2 separate regions of the Homo sapiens genome follow, and region 2 is linked to region 1. A link is a loop called in an ENCODE intact Hi-C map of the cell type or tissue named here. Cell type or tissue: left ventricle myocardium inferior. All regions are shown on one strand. Links, peaks and the distances in the headings refer to the core of each region. The heading gives the core; the rest is flanking DNA.

The links. A loop is a pair of places that touch in the nucleus more often than their neighbours do. Peaks named below come from ENCODE experiments on the same cell type or tissue, not always from the same donor. Only the 100,000 strongest peaks of a DNase experiment are listed, where the experiment ranks them.
Region 2: a loop joins it to region 1, with 7 times the contacts of the local background. A loop is called at or near these places in 19 of 110 quality-filtered maps.

Annotation. Positions count from the first base shown.
Region 1 is chr9:37,429,398-37,437,800 of GRCh38, forward strand. GRHPR (glyoxylate and hydroxypyruvate reductase) reads left to right here. Exons shown (of 9, transcript NM_012203.2): 6 at 335-439; 7 at 1,114-1,249; 8 at 2,611-2,741; 9 at 7,264-7,593. The coding sequence ends at 7,385. It also overlaps the pseudogene CHCHD4P3. Among named protein-coding and RNA genes, the nearest start is that of GRHPR, 11 kb to the left of the region's middle. RefSeq lists an enhancer at 5,005-5,643. In left ventricle myocardium inferior, for the core only: no CTCF peak of the experiment used is centred there; DNase peaks (open chromatin) are centred at 4,642, 4,887 and 7,333; H3K27ac peaks cover 3,989 bases.
Region 2 is chr9:37,491,282-37,499,649 of GRCh38, forward strand. POLR1E (RNA polymerase I subunit E) reads left to right here. Exons shown (of 12, transcript NM_022490.4): 5 at 1,376-1,434; 6 at 2,278-2,422; 7 at 3,888-3,995; 8 at 4,609-4,705; 9 at 6,810-6,943. Among named protein-coding and RNA genes, the nearest start is that of POLR1E, 9.5 kb to the left of the region's middle. In left ventricle myocardium inferior, for the core only: no CTCF peak of the experiment used is centred there; no DNase peak of the experiment used is centred there.

The sequences.
Region 1 (8,403 bases), core at 171-8,170:
GTCTCCCTTGTGAAAACCTCTCCAGTTCTCAGAGGTTAGGAAAAACCTGAGTGGCTTTCCAGATGGCTTGGACCATGTGAGGACAGCATCAGCCAGTCACAGCCTCAGGGGAGCTGAGGTGCTGTCTCCAGATCCCTGGGGCAGTGTGGGCTGGCTGGGGGCTAGTTACAGTGGGGCAGCCAGCCCCCCACCCGCTTTGGAGGAGACAGGAGCAGGCAACTCGGGCTGTGCTGATGAAAAGGGTCTGCCCTGAGGGCCGCTGTTCCAGAAATGCTGGGTGGTGTCCCTACCCTTTGCGGGACTGGGAACGAGACATGGACTCTCCTTGCTCTAGGCCAGGCCATTGCTCGGCGTCTGAAACCATTCGGTGTCCAGAGATTTCTGTACACAGGGCGCCAGCCCAGGCCTGAGGAAGCAGCAGAATTCCAGGCAGAGTTTGGTAAGTGAAGCCTTGATTTCCACAGGAGCCTATCTGTGCCCAGTTGAGAGGCTGTATTTTCTCTCAATGGTGGCATTTTCAGGCAGAGGGCAGGAGCTCCAGGCATGTCCAGGGGCTGCTGTCTGGTAGATGTTTAATCTACCTGCCCCTGGACACTGGCCCACTCAGGGAGCACAGGGACTTACCCAGGTCCTCTCCGAGCCAGCAGAGCAGTCCAGGGCTCCCGTCTTTCAGAGTCCTTTGTTACCATTCCCCATTGTGGGCGGAGCAGCGGGGATGGTGGTGGGTGTGAGGAAGGGCTGGGCACTTTCACTGTCTTTTCCTTCATAAACTGGCAAGCACTACCCTAGCCTTTGTGTGCGCCCCTTAGTCCAGGCGGATCCAGCACCTGGCGGGTCCACAGCCTGGTGAGCAGATGGCAGGCTGGATCTCAAGCATTCCCCACGCCCCTGGGCACTTTGGGCCCTGAAGGTAGTTAAAGCCAGAGTGGTCCAGATCCCACTGTGTGTGATTTGACTTTGTGCACTCATGAGAGTTGTCCAGGTAGAGACTCGGCCTTCAGGAAGCATCTTGGGAGTTTCTGTTAGGGAGTCGGGAGCAAGGGGCTGGTCTCCCGCCATCTGGTTGTCCCTAGCCTGGGACTCAGTGCCTGATGGAGTCCTGCCCTCCCTCAGTGTCTACCCCTGAGCTGGCTGCCCAATCTGATTTCATCGTCGTGGCCTGCTCCTTAACACCTGCAACCGAGGGACTCTGCAACAAGGACTTCTTCCAGAAGATGAAGGAAACAGCTGTGTTCATCAACATCAGCAGGTATCCTAGGGCCACCTTACCCAGCAAGCCTGGAGAGGAGCCATCCCCACTGCTGCCATCTGGAGATTTTCTTCCCCGTGGGTTGTTGGTGAGACCCCAGGCTGAGCTTGCTGGTTTCCATAAACCAAACAACCAACTCAGAAATTCGTGGGAATACACGAGACCTCCGTACAGGGAAGAAGAGCCGTCAGAGTGGGCCTGGCCTGTCTGCTTCTCAGCAGTGGCCCCCACCCGGCGGGGCCTGGCACACAGCAGCGTGGCTTCAGGGAGTGTTCCCAGGGAGCCTCTGCAGGCCCATTATCCTCCACCACAAAGGGCTGGACTTGAGGATCTGAAGGGCCCTCTGGAGGCCGCCTCCCACACTGCTGAGCCTGGCTTTGTCTGGCTGTGGTTCAGTGATACTTTGAACCTTATGCTCCTGGGCGGACAGACCCTAAAACTCACGTGGTCGTAGCTCCTCACACTGTCCCTAGGGGTGCCTTCAGGCCACTGGGCATGTATGGAGGTCAGACCTTCCTTCTCTGCCACTCCAAGCCCTTCCTAGCTGGTGCCCCTTGAGCCTGTTTACATCAGTTTAGGGGAAGGGGGATTGGGTGAGGTCATCCTGAGGACTCGTCCACCCCAAAGGTACCTGTAATTACCAACATTTAGCTACAAAACAGGTGACCTGGGAATGGAAGAGTGAAACATGCAGGACCACAGGGCTCGCACTGCTGGCTGGCAGCAGTCACAGCTGCCGTGTACTGGGTGCCTGCATGTACCCAGGACAGCCCAGGACCGTGTATTACTCATTAGTGCACAAGTATTACTTAGTGCACAATATACAGTCTCTAGAAGATGACTTCTTGCCTTCAGTCGCCGCTCCCTTTGATGGCTGTGGTTAGGGGTGTGCTCGTTCCTCTGCCCTGGTTTAGACAGGTACCTGATAGCACACTGTGGTGCTTCTCAGTGGGGGTCTGGGGGTCAACCAGATCAGAAACACTTGGATGGGGCCTAACACAGATGCCCTTCTGGGCCCTGTTCATGCAGTAGAGCATGTAAGAAAGCTTTAATCCTCCCAACATGCCTGGGAGTTAGGTGGTATTCTCCTTATCTCACAGAGTAGATAATTTGAGACACAGATAATTCGAGGCACAGAGAATTTGAGACACTTGCCCAAGGTCACACAGCTAGAAGGAGGCAGGGCTGGAGTTCTCTGAGTATATAAGACTTACAGACATACTGTAAGTATACCTAAGACTTACTGCTTTAAAAGTCAGTGCCAAGTGAGTGGAAAAATTCATTCTGTAGGTTGTTCTGCCTCAAAGGTGGCCTGGGCGGAGGGATCTTCGGGGTACCCATGTCACCACTGTCATTCCCAGGGGCGACGTCGTAAACCAGGACGACCTGTACCAGGCCTTGGCCAGTGGTAAGATTGCAGCTGCTGGACTGGATGTGACGAGCCCAGAACCACTGCCTACAAACCACCCTCTCCTGACCCTGAAGAACTGTGGTAAGAACTGCACTTTCTGATGCAAACTCCCTGCTGCCCTGCAGGACCAGTGTTTTTGAGGGGGTCCCAAGGGGCCGGGTGTGGAGCTAGTGTGAGCAGGTGTTGAACCCAAAGGGACACACCAGGGATCGTAAATGTTTATGTTGTCAGTGACATGGGTGTATGACAGGAGCAGTCCTCTTGCGCATGCTCTGCTGGGTCTCTGTCCCTAAAGGAACAGAATGTAGGTGTGAGTGGATTTGTTTAAAAAAAAAGAGTGGGCCAGGCGTGGTGGCTCATGCCTGTAATCCCAGCACTTTGGGAGGCTGAGGTGGGTGGATCACGAGGTCAGGGGTTCGAGACCAACCTGGCCGATATGGTGAAACCCCATCTCTACTAAAAATACAAAAATTAGCCAGGTATGGTGGTGCATGCCTATAGTCCCAGCTGTTTGGGAGGCTGAGGCAGAAGAATCGCTTGAACCCAGGAGGCACAGGTTGCAGTAGGCCGAGATTGTGCCACTGCACTCCAGCCTGGGTGGCAGAGTGAGACTCCATCTCCAAAACAACAACAACAACAAAGTGGGCTGACTACATGTCTCCATGTGTTACACCACAGTGACTCGTGTAAAACCTGTTACTATAAATTGCTATTACCAGTTTAGCTGTGAAAAATTAAAAGTGTAATGACAATGCCAATATAACTCGTGCCAGTTTTTCAAGCTGTTGTTTCACAACAAAGCCCCCTTCTCTCTTCTGCTTTGTGGGGCTGGGGCCAGGCCTCTGCACACCCCATTTCTGCTGTGCCAGCTGCACTGGCAGGCCTTGTCAGCGTGGGTGTGGAAGGGCCTGCTCCCTCCTGCCCTCCCTTCCTGTCTTTGGGGGAGTGGCAGCAGCACTTCTTCATCTAGCAGCACCAGTTCCTTCCCATAGTGGCTGGGGAATCCAGTTTGCAGTTTTTCCAACACTTGGTGAACCAGCCCCATTGAGCCCTGCTCAGAGACAAGAGCAACAGCCAGTCAGTGCCCGTGCCACCGAAGTCTGAGTTGCAGCACCAGAAGTGCCTCTGGCAGTTGCTACCTCTGTGCTACCACAGTGCAGTGGTTCTCACATTTTTTTTTTTTTTTTTTTTTTTGAGACAGAGTCTCGCTCTGTCGCCCAGGCTGGAGTGCAGTGGTGCAATCTGAACTCACTGCAACCCCTGCCTCCTGGGTTCAAGCGATTCTCCTGCCTCAGCTTCCCGAGTAGCTGGGATTACAGGCGTGTACCACCAGGCCCAGCCAATTTTTGTATTTTTAGTAGAGATGGGGTTTGTCCATGTTGGCCAGGCTGGTCTCGAATTCCTGACCTCAGATGGTCCACCTGCCTCTGCCTCCCAAAGTGCTGGGATTACAGGCATGAGTGTCCGGCCAATTCTCATACTTTTGAGTTCGTCAGAATCACCTGGAGGAGTGACTGATCAAACACAGGTTGCTAGCCCCATCCCGAGAGTTTCTATTTCAGCAGGTCTGGGGTGGGGTCTGACAGAGTGTGCTCCTCACGGCTCCCAGATGCCACTGATGCTGCTGGTCCAGGGACCACACTTTGTGGTTTGGGTTTTTGTTACCTGCTCAGTGAGTTAACAACTTGATGCGTAGTTAATGATTCTTTATATTAAGATCTGTTCAGGTAGCTGGTGGAGTTTATGCCTCCAGACTAAGAGTGATCAGGGCCTTAGGTTGTCCGGGCCAGTCTCTGCCCTTAATTTGGATTCTGGAATGGAAACCTAAACAAAAGGTCTTCAGCTGCCTTCCCCAGTGAATGCTCCCATTATTGCAGCCCTTGGAAACTCTCCCGTCCCTCCCCCACCCCAGCCTGCAAGGAGCACTGGGTGTGATGTCAGGGCTGTCGCCCACAGCCAGGAAAACTGCCCTCCCACCCCCACCCTAGGTCCTGGAATTCAGCTCACGGCCTGGGGACTGCTTCAAAAGGCAGGTCTTGGTCTGAGGAGAGGGCAGTCAGGGCATGAAGCTGCAGCCGCCACCGCTGCTTCTACAAAATCTAAGCACTGGGCTGCAGCCATGTCCTACTGCCAGCAGGAAGGGAAGGATGCAATCATTTGTGATGTAAAAAGACCATGCAGCTCCAAGCAACACAGCTGATGACCCCAGTGATCCCTATGGGGGGAGCACGGATTGAGGCTGCCAAATGGAGACATTAACTGGAACTGCCTGTGCCTTGGGGGAAGGGCCAGCGGCCCCTGTGGGGAACAATTCAAGCTGGACTTTTCCTGCTTCCACTATAGTATGGAGAATGTCAAGGGGTCAGACTGTGTAGACCAATTGGGGCCATGCAGGAATGCATGCAGAAATACCCAGATCTTTGTCCCCAAGAAGGTGAGGCAGAGGTAGAGGAAAAGCCCGCAGAACATGTAGAAGTAGCAGCTCCCACTGAGGCCACTGCAACCAAAGAGGAGGAGGGGTCAAGTTAATGAAGGCCATAGGACTCCAGTCCTTCCACCCCTTCAGAGTGACACGGACCTTTTGCAAAATGCCATTTAGTCACCCTCCAACAAAGTGTCTTTCCCTCTGTTGTCCTGTAAACTGTAATGTACGAAATAACATATTTTGATGATCGGGGTCTTGGCCTCTTGACATATACGCTAAAAAAATGGGGGTTGTTTTATATGTGTCCTGTGTAAACCTGTCGGCAAATATAGCCACCACTTTTGAATTCTCCTAGATGGCCCTGAATTTTGCCACTTTGAAATAATGTGCTACTCAATCTCAGCAACCAAAAACCATTATCCAGGAATGTTTCTTGTGAGTGAGCGGATTTATTCTGATTCATTATATGTCTGAAACGTTGGGGTGGGGCTGATTAGGGTGGCTCACGCCTATAATCCCAGCACTTTAGGAGGCCAAGGCGGGAGGATCACCTAAGACCAAGAGTTCGAATCTAGCCTGGGCAACATAGTGAAACCCCATCCCTATAAAAAATAAAAAATTAGCCATGTGTAATGGTATGTACCTCTAGTCCTAGCTGCTCAGGAGGCTGAAGTGGGAGGATCACTTGAGCCTAGGAGGTTGAGGCTGTAGTAAGCTGACTATGCCATGGCACTCCAGCCTGGGCAACAAAGCAAGACCCTGTCTCAAAAACTCTTCTCTACTAGAAGAGGCCAAATAGTCAGATGCAAATTTCTCCAAACCTATCCTGACCTTGAGTATGTAAAGGGGTACTATACTTCATTCCTGACATATTTTGGTTTCCATGTTGGCATTCAGCTCCGGGTTTTCTATTTGGATGGTGAAAATTTGGACCCTGCCATTCACAGTCCCTTCCTAAGTGTAGGGAAAGGCTGGTTTTTGCTGTTCATTGTTATTCTGAAAGCTCTGGTTTGGGGTCCATGTTCATGCTGGCTCTCAGTTTGATCAGATGCAATGTTCTTGAGAGGAGGGGACCTAATTGTTACCAGAGAGGAGAAGAAACTCTGTGAATTAAGTACTGAATTATGGCTGGGCGCAGTGGCTCACACCTGTAATCGCAGCCCTTTGGGAGGCTAAGACAGGAGAATCACTTGAGGCCAGGAGTTCAAGACCAGCCTGGGCAACAAAGACCCTATTACAATAATGATAAAATTTAAAGAAGAAAATGTACTCAATTAAAAGGAAACATGATTTCTACCTGGAAAAAACCCAAAAGCAGTTTTATGGGGTTTATTTGGTAAAGATGATGTCTCGCTATGTGGTCCAGGCTGGCCTCGAACTCTTGGGCTCAAGCGAACCTTGCATCTCGGCATCTGGAGTAGGTGGGACTACAGGAATATGCCACTGCACCCAGCTGACGGTTCTTTGGGGGCAAGTAAGTTCACTTGCTCTGGGGTGGGATCAGAGATAACTGTGCTGTTCAGCATTTCATTTTGGAGTTATTTCTGTAGATCAGAAACCTTGTGGTCATGTGGCATCATTTTCAAGGGCACATGGTACAGGTGGCCAGTGCTAAACTCCTATGCGTTCACCATTTTTTTGTTTGAGACAGAGTCTCCCTCTGTCATCCAGGCTAGAGTGCAATGGTGCAATCTCAGCTTATTGCAACCTCTGCCTCCCAGGCCCAAACAATCCTTCTGCCTCAACCTCCCAAGTAGCGGGGACTATAGGTGTGGGCCACTACGCCTGGCTAAATTTTTGTATTTTTTGTAGAGACGGGGTTTTGCCATGTTGCCCAGGCTGGTCTCAAACTCCTCAGCTCAAGTTATCTGCCTGCCTTGGCCTCTCAAAGTGCTGGGATTACAGGCATGAGCCACTGCGCCCAGCCCTAGAATACAAATCTTTCATCACATTGTGACTGGGTTTTAGTAGCCTGGAGGCCCTTCACTCTGTTAGTCTGAACCTCAGCTCTGGGGGAGTGTCAAGCTTAGTGAAGGTGGGAGAGAAGGCAAAGCATGGAACCATGAGGTAGTCTCTCTTTATTCTTCTTACCGGCAAACCCAAGCCATGAAAACAGCCCAGCTGAAGGCTGCTGAACCACCCTTCTTATCTCCCTCTCTCTCTCTCTCTCCTTTCCAGTGATTCTGCCCCACATTGGCAGTGCCACCCACAGAACCCGCAACACCATGTCCTTGTTGGCAGCTAACAACTTGCTGGCTGGCCTGAGAGGGGAGCCGATGCCTAGTGAACTCAAGCTGTAGCCAAACAGTAGAGATGGAGGGCCGGGAAGCAAACCGTGCCCTGGTATTGTCAGACACACCCAGGCTTGATTTGGATCCACAGGCAGAGCCAAGGGAAGGTGTGATTCTCTGAGGAAAGAGTGATTCTGATATATGTACTTGTCACATTGGTGTTGGACACATTTGCGCCAAAAGTATGGTAATTCTATTATTAAATAATTCTCTGAGAGACCGTCTTGGCCTGTAAATGGGGAAGCTAACAAGTGGATATGGCTGGGCATGGTGACGCACCCCTATAGTCCCAGCAACTCAGGAGGCTGAGCGGGAAGGATCCTTTGAGGCCAGTTCAAGGCTGCAGTGTGCTATAACCACTCTTTTTAAATCGCCACTACACTTAACCTGGGCAATGTAGCAAGATACCGTTTCCTGCAGTGTGCTATGATCACTCTTTAAATCACCACTACACTTAACCTGGGCAATGTAGCAAGACACCGTTTCAAAAAAAACTTTAAAAATACAAAGAGCATGTTTCAAAGTCACAGCATCCAATGATCTGCCTGGCTCTGCTTCCCACCCCAGCCCTCAGCCCTGGGCATTTTCCTTATTGGAACGTGTCCAAACCACCTTACCCCTCATCTTCTCTGCCCAGATTCCTTCACTTGTCCCTCACCAAGGACGGGACAAACAGAACCCAGTTGTGACCATGGCACTTGAATCTTGATACCTAGACCATCAGGAAAATTAAGGAGCACTTCCAGAAAAGGAGTTAACTGGAAGAAATGAGAACTAGGTAAGGACGTAACTCTTATTTTGGTCAGAACGATTAGAGGTAGGTGGGTTTAATTTTAAAATTAGTTTCAGCACCTACACATATTGTTCCCTTTGCCCATTCTGTCCCCCCAGCCCCTCCCTGCCCCCAGGTGGATTTTTTTTTTTTTTAATCACCACCTTACCCACTTCTCTCCAAGGTCAGGCCACAGCACTGCCATTGCCAATGCCTTGCTCTGTGCTCAAGGAATCAGCTTCCAGCTCTTCCCAG
Region 2 (8,368 bases), core at 1-8,000, 62 kb after region 1:
AACATTGGGAGCATTGTGAATCTGCCTGATACCTCAGAGGCATTAGTTCCAGTTTTATTCTCTCAAAGCAGTGCTTCCATCCCTTTTGAGAATCTGCTAAGGACCTGGACCTACTTCTGAGAAACATATATGATACACAAATACATATATATGGGATTTTTTTTAATATGGGATTTTATACATAATTTTTTTTTTTTTTTGAGACCCAGTCTCGCTTTGTCACCCAGGCTGGAGTGTAGTGGTGCAATCTGGGCTCACAGAAGACTCTGCCTCCCGGGTTCTAGCGATTTTCCTGCCTCAGCCTCTTGAGTAGCTGGGGTTATAGGTGTGCGCTACCACACTCGGCTAATTTTTGTATTTTTAGTAGAGATGGGGTTTCACCATGTTGGCCAGGCTGGTCTCAAACTCGTGGCCTCAAGTGATTCACCCACCTTGGTCTCTCAAAGTGCTAGTATTACAGGTGTGAGCCACCGTGCCTAGCCAAATTTTACACGTAATTTTAAAGGTCTCTTGAGTCCGGACACCCATCTGTGAATTTCCTAGGTGTCCCCCTGCTTTGCAAACATATATAACTATATTTAAATCATCTTCCAACTGTTCTTGTAAAATCCAGGGAGGCAAGGAAAATTGTAATTTAACGTGTTGATTAAACATATTTTTGTTGTTATATGTAAGAAGTTTGTAAATATGAGTTTATTCTAGGTAGCACACACACAGAGATAACATTTAAGTCCTTACTATATGCTAGTCACTGTTCTAAGCACTTTCCATGCATATACCAACCTTCTGGAGTAAGTACTGTTGTTCTTTTTTTACCAGTGATGAAACTGGCACAGAGGTTAGATGACCTTATCAGGGGTGATGGCTGAGATAACAGGCAAGGCCACTCCAGAGCTTGTACTGTTGTGTACTAAGTTATACTGCCCTTATTTGAGTACTTTGTAGATGATTGGAGAGCATCGGTAAGTACCACATACCTCATGTTTATGCCTGCTTTTAGGTCTTTCACCAAGAAAGCAAAATTATTTTCTGGAAAGAGCCAAGGACTTGTTTTCTAATCCTGTCTCTGCCACTACCTGGTGAACTGACCTGGGGCAAGTAATTTCATCTGTGGGCCTTCTGTTTTTTAATTTCTAAAATGAAGAGGTTGGGCTGGATGACCGCTTGATTTGGCTAATTTATTTTCCAAGTTCTTTAACTGTATACTAAAGCTGCATATTAAATATTCACAGTATACACTCATGTTAGGCTCAGGGAAGTCCTATAGTAAAGAAATCTATTATTCTTAGATAGACAAATGAATATTAAACACTATTACTATTTGTAGGCCTCCCAATTGACTTTTCTTTCTCTCTGTTTTTGTGTGTTTTGATAGATGTATCAGTTGAGAGTGAACTGGCGCTAGAGAGTCAGACCAAAACTTACAGAGAAAAGGTGAGTGTGATAGAATTAAGATGTGGGACCTTAAGCAAGTTCCTTCTACACCTCGGGTTTCTCCATCAGTGAAATGAGCTTGTTGAACTCAAGGGTCTCCCTGGCTGCTCCCCGCTCATTCAGTCTGTTTCTCTGGACAATTAGTTTGTACCTGCAGAAGCCTCCTTGGTCCCACAGAGAACAGTCTGGCTCCCATCTGGGGCAGCTGAACACAGCTCTGTGCCAATGTTTGGAGTCGGTTCTCTGGGCTGATACAAGTGTAGCATAATGCTTGTTTTTAGGATTTAGTCCAAGTTTTAGAATATATTGGTTGTAGCCTGAAAACATTCACGTTAAAACAAAGTAAACTTGGGGATTTTCAATGTAGAAGGTCCCTACAAAGGTCATCTCACCCCAAGATGACAAACTGATTGAATCTTTGGTGCTGTGTGGAGCACTGTATTGAGAAGGGTTGTGAGGCTACTTTTTGCTTCAGGGGGAAGGAGTCAGTGATCTATTAGCCCTGTCTGTTACGGGTGTAAGATGGGAGAATTACCATTCTACTATTCCTGTCTGTTACGGGCATAGGATGGGAGAATGGTAAGCCATGTGCTACAGATTTGCCAGCCCTAATCCTAGTCAAGTCTTTATATCTTACTGATGGAGATGCTGTTGATTGATCAATCTGTTAATATCATTTGGTGCTTACAGCAGTCCTGTGAGGTAAATAGGTGCGATTCAGCCTTATTCACAGGTGAGGTAGTGATCACTCTGGGATGCTGAGAGTATCCCCATAGTGACACAGCTAGGAGGGGCAGCACCTACCTGTCCTGTCCCCAGTAACCAGGTTTATCTCATAAACAGATGGATTCTTGTATTGAAGCCTTTGGTACCACCAAACAGAAGCGAGCTCTGAACACCAGGAGAATGAACAGAGTTGGCAATGAATCTTTGAATCGTGCAGTGGCTAAAGCTGCAGAGACTATCATTGATACGAAGGGTGTGACTGGTAAGAAGTTGGAACTTGGGCTAAGAGTCTGCCCATAATGACAGCTTTCTCTTCTCTTGAGATCTTTTACCCACCCACACATGGAATGCTGGGAGCTAGGGCTGGATTCCTTTCAGCCTCTTGCTGAAGGCCTTCTCACGGACAGGTTCTGGAAGTAGTAAGAAACATCCGACATGGCTTTGTCTTCTAGTGATCCACAGTCAAGTACAGGGACAGGCATGGAATGGATACATGCCTGCCGTGCTTATGGTGCTGGGGTTATGGCCTGCAGGGCACAGAGGAGGGAGAAGGCCTCAGGTCTCTCCTTGTGCGTTGCAGGGAAGCTTTGGTCAAAAAGGCTGATGTGTTGATGGAAATGAGCCTCCAGAGGTGGCATTTCACTTTGGGATCAGTGGCTCTGTTTCCGGTATTCAGCAGCTGGAGTATTTAATTGTATTATTTTAAAATGTATTTATTGTTCAAATACATTATAAGAACATAAGAGCAAGTTTGTGTAAGAGTAGCTTTTCTTTTTACCGATTTTGGAGATGAGGTCTTGCTATGTTGCCCAGGCTGATCTTGAACCCTTGGCTTCAAGCAGTCCTCCCGCCTCAGCCTCCCAGGTAGCTAGGATTATAGGCGCACACCACTGTGCCCTGGGCAGAGCAGTTTTTCTATTAAGAATGAAATTCTAGTAATTTTTGGAAAATCTTTCCATACCCTATGATTATATAGATTTCAACACTTTCACAAATTTATTTATTGATTGATTGGAGATGGGGTCTTGCTCTATCACCCAGACTAGAGTGCAGTGGTGCAGACATGGCTCACTGCAGCCATAACCTCCTGGGCTCAAGTGATCCTCCTACTTCAGCCTCCCAAGTGGCTGGGATCACAGATGTGTGCCACCATGCTCAGCTAATTTTTTTAGTTTTTTGGAGAGACAGGGTCTTGCCATGTTGCCTGGGCTGGTCTCAAACTTCTGGGCTCAAGCCATCCTCCCGCCTTGGCCTTCCAAAATGTTGAGGTTACAGGTGTGAGCCACCACACCTGGCTGCGGAGTTATTCTTGTGGGGCAGTTACAGTGTTATATTCTGAAAGTTTTGTTCCACCTACAATGTGTGGCAAGTTTTTCTAGAAGTTAAGCCATTAAAGGCTATTTTGGACGTCCCTCACTTTTAGTTTCTCTCATTTTATATTGTAAATGTTTATGTATTAGCACAGCTGTCAATCCCAACTCTATTGTAAGTTACCTGAGGGGAATCTTGTCACCTCCACCTTCTCCAGTGCCTAGCTTGTGTTTGTTCATGAGTGAACATGGCAGTCCTGAAGCAGTCAGCCTGATGGGGAGGCGAGGTCACTTTGGCAGAAGCATTTAGACTTGGGGTTTCTGGACCATTGGTGGTCTGAAGTGCACAGACTGAAAAGAATGTTGGGGAACTGGAAACAAACAGGGTGATACATGGATTGTTTCTTTATTGAAAAGCTCTGGTCAGCGATGCTATCCACAATGACTTGCAAGATGACTCCCTCTACCTTCCTCCCTGCTATGATGATGCAGCCAAGCCTGAAGACGTGTATAAATTTGAAGATCGTATCCTTCTTGCAGTAGAAAAGCTGCCTTATTTCACAAGTTGAGATGTTTGCACGTGTGTGCAGTCAGGTTCTCTGAGGGTGTCTGTGTTCTGTGACATTCACAAGAGCTCCATCCAAACCTTTGCAGTTGCTCAGTGCTCTTGCCAGGAGGTTAACTTGGCTTCCTCACTAGCTGAGGGACCGGCCCCTGGGATTCAAATCCATTCCTCAGCAAAATGCCAAATGCCCACAGCTTAGACCTGTGGGGCTCACTCTCCATGGAGAGTCAAAATAAGAGTTGAACCAGCCAAATGCCCAAAGTCTAGGGCAGACCACTTTTGTTGAAGGAAGGGTTGGAGCTTAGAATTTCACCACCCAAGGGGTCCGGTCAGAAGGAAAATGCCTGCAGTGGCTTTGTGATGAGAAAAAGCAGAAAAGCCTGGGCAGGGAATGGGCTCTGGGCTGGGAGTCGGAGAACTGAGTCACCAAGCTCTGCCCCTATGTGATCTGCCCTGTGTGATCTTTGGCTCTCTGAGCCTGTTTCCCTGTCTGTGAAATGCCACTGCTATGAGATGACCTAGCTAGTTGGATGTTTCTATTTTGGTTGGATTATATTCTTGACCTGTAACTAGTTCTTTCCCCTGCGGAGTATGAAGCTCTTCAGAGCCCATCTGAAGCTTTCAGGAACGTCACGTCAGAAGAAATACTGAAGATGATTGAGGAGAACAGGTACCCTGACTTAAGCAGATGGGGATTCTGGGGAGTGCTGTTGGGACCCAACAGTAGTCAGACACTGTGCAGGTCCTCTGGGCGTCAGTCAGTGAGGAAGTGTGTCTGGAGCATTGGACATGAATGAGCCAGTGTTTTCTTGAATGTTTGGGCTTTCAGGAGCTGTGGGTCACATTCGAGGGAGAGGGCTGGTCTCTGAGTCCGTGGGACCTGCGACAGGGCAGAGGGTGGTGAGGCCTTCTACTCTGGGGCTGGGAACTAGAGCTGGCCTGTGTCACCCAGTGTCATGCTGGTGCTGATTGTCACTGGCAGGGCCCAAATGCTGGCCTGGGAATGGGTGCTGGCCAAAGTGATGGTTTCTCTGTGATGATATGGTAGGCAAACTTTTCTAACATTAAATTTATGTATTTAAAATATTGTATATTTTAAATAATTCAGAGATTATTTCCTTCTCCCTCCCCTTTCCCATTAAAACAGCTTCTTTTATGATAGTGAGTTTTTTTTGCTTTTGAGTTTTTTCTTTTAATAATTTTATTTTGATAAAGAGTTGTCAATCTGAGGTTTGTTCCTCCAGTTTTTGTTTTAAAATTTTACTGGTCATTGAAATCCAGTGCCTTGGAATTATTATTATTATTTCTTTTTTTTTTTTTTTTTTTGCTTCAAAGATTTATTTCCAAAAAAGAGCTCATTACTAGTTCATAGTTGTCTTAATGTGATTGTGACTCAGGGGCAGGTGCAGGAACGAACTCTGAGCGGGGAGTCTGAAAACTGAGTCCCCGAACTCTGCCCTTATCTTCCCTTCTTGAAGCCTCAGTTTTTCTATCTGTAAAATGAGGCATCTATGAGATGATCTTGAAGAGCCTTTTTATCTCTGTGAGTCCAGGGTCTTGCTAGCAGTAGAGCAGTGCCTGAAAATAATAGTTAGCATTGACTGAGCCTTAACATTTTTGCCAAGCACTGTTCTAAGAGCTTTACTGGCATCATCTCTTAATCCAGAAAAAATGCTCAGGAGGAGAGTACCTGTACTATCATTGGCCCCAATTTATAGATGGAGAAACCAGGGCACCAGATACCAAGAAACTTGCCCCGCTGGGCACGGTGGCTCACACCTGTAATCCCAGCACTTTGGGAGACTGAGTCGGGCAGATCACCTGAGGTCGGGAGTTCAAGACCAGCGTGACCAACATGGAGAAACCTCATCTCTACTAAAAATACAAAGTTAGCTGGGCGTGGTGGTGCATGCCTGTAATCCCAGCTACTCAGGAGACTGAGGCAGGAGAATCGCTTGAACCCAGGAAGCGGAGGTTGCGGTGAGCCAAGATTGCGCCATTGCACTCCAGCCTGGGCCACAGAGTGAGACTCAGTCTCAAACAAACAAACAAACAAACAAAAAAAGAAACTTGCCTAAACCATTAAATGGCAGAGAAAGGATTGAAACCCAGGCAGGCTGACTACAGAGTCTATGCTCCTGACTATAAAAACAGAGGTCAGAGGTTAGCAAACTACAGCCCACATGCCAAGTCTGGCCTGCTGCCTGTGAGTAAGTAAAGTATAAATAAAGTTTTATTGGAGCACAGCCCTGTTCATTTACGTAAGTAATATCTGTGCCTGCTTTCGCACTACGATGGCAGAGTCAAGTAGTTGCAACAGAGGTTGTATGGCCTCCAAAGCCTAAAATATTTACTGTCTAGCCCTTTATTCATCCCTGCACTGAACCATGTTCTCCTATTATAAGGAGTGTTGAGTGTACTGGCCCTTCATCAGCTGCTTTTGTTCGTTTGTTTTTTTTTGTTTCTGAGACAGGGTCTTGCTCTGTCACCTAGGCTGGAGTACAGTGGCGCAGACAGCTCACTGGAGCCTCGACCTCCTGGGCTCAAGTGATCCTCCCGCCTCAGCCTTCCGAGTAGCTGGGACCACACACATGTGCCACCATGCCGGCTACGTTTTTGTAGAGATGGGGTCTTGCCTTGTTGCCCAGGGTTTCATCAGCTGTTGAGTGCGTCGGGGTGAGAGGCGCCTGCTGTTCTCGTTGTAAGAGGGAAGTAGTTCCTGACAGAGCCCATCTTACCCTGACACAGGCCTCCTTTTCTTTTCCTTGTTTTAGCCATTGCACCTTTGTCATAGAAGCGTTGAAGTCTTTGCCATCAGATGTGGAGAGCCGAGACCGCCAGGCCCGATGCATATGGTTTCTGGATACCCTCATCAAATTTCGAGCTCATAGGGTAGTTAAGCGGAAAAGTAAGTCTATGATAAACATTTTATTCTAATTGTTTCCAGTATATTATTTGTCTGTAATTCTTAGATGAGTTCTGATGAGAGAAGAAAATGGATATGTCTGTCCAAGTCTTTACTGTCAACTGTGAGATTCATTCTGGTACTGCTGACATGTCGAGGGGACTTGCCAGGCCCCTTTTTCTCTCTGGATCTCCCATTTTCTCATCTGAAAATTGGGGCCACGTTGGATTATATGATAGTTCAGGGTCCTTCCAGAGCTAACATTTGCTACTTCTATTCTGCATGAGGCAAAGTAGAATATCCAGGTCAAATAAAAGGAAAACTTTAAGGGACTGTTAGAACAAACATCAGCCACGTGTGTGCGTGTGTGTGTGTATATATAGAGAGAGCTTATGAGTTACACAGATGTATCTTGAAGGCTTGTGGCAGGTTTGTGTTGTGTCAGCTTATTTCTAACAGGAGAGAGTCAATCTGATGGTAACCCAGTGTCACCTGTAGCTAGGATCCTTTGCGGGTCACACCCTCATACCTACCCAGAGTTGGAAACCCAGAAGATGTCTGTGGTTTTAGGCACAAGGTGTATTTAGTTGTTGTTACTGTGATTGGGCATCCAGTAGTCTATACTCCTGTTTTTCAGTATAGTCATGTGTCGCTTAATGATGGGGATATGTTCTGAGAAATGTATCCTTAGGCAATTTTGTCATTGTACAAACATCATAGAGTATATTTACATAAACCTAGATGGTATAGCCTACTACACACCTAGGCTATATGCTATAAGCTGCTGTTCCTAGGCTGCAAACCTATACAGCATGTTACTATACTGAATATTATAGGCAATTGTAACACAATGGTATTTGTATATCTAAATATATCTAAACAGAAAAGGAATAGTAAAACTATGATATTATAATCTTACGGGACTGGCTGGGCATGGTGGGTCATGCCTATATCTCAGCACTTTGAGAGGCCAAGGTGAGAGGATCACTTCAGGGCAGGAGTTTGAGACCAGCCTGGGCAACATACCAAGACACTGTCTCTACACAAAAATAAAAACATTAGCTGGGGTGGTGCACGCCTGTATTCCCAGCTATTTGGGAGGCTGAAGCAGGAAGAGTGTTTGAGCCTAGGAGTTCAAGGTTACAATGAGCTATGATTGCACCACTGCCTCGGTGACAGCAAGACCCTGTGTGAAAAAAATCTTATGGGACCACTGTCACATATGTGGCCTGTCATTGACCAAAACACTGTAATGTGGGACATGACTGTATTTGCTTAGTCATGCTTTTTTTGTTGTTTTTTTGTTTTGTTTTTGTTTTGTTTTTTTTGAGACAGTATCTCGCTCTGTCACCCAGACTGGAGTGCAGTCCCATGATCTTGGCTCACTACAACCTCCATCTCCTGGGTTCAAGCAATTCTGCCTCAGCC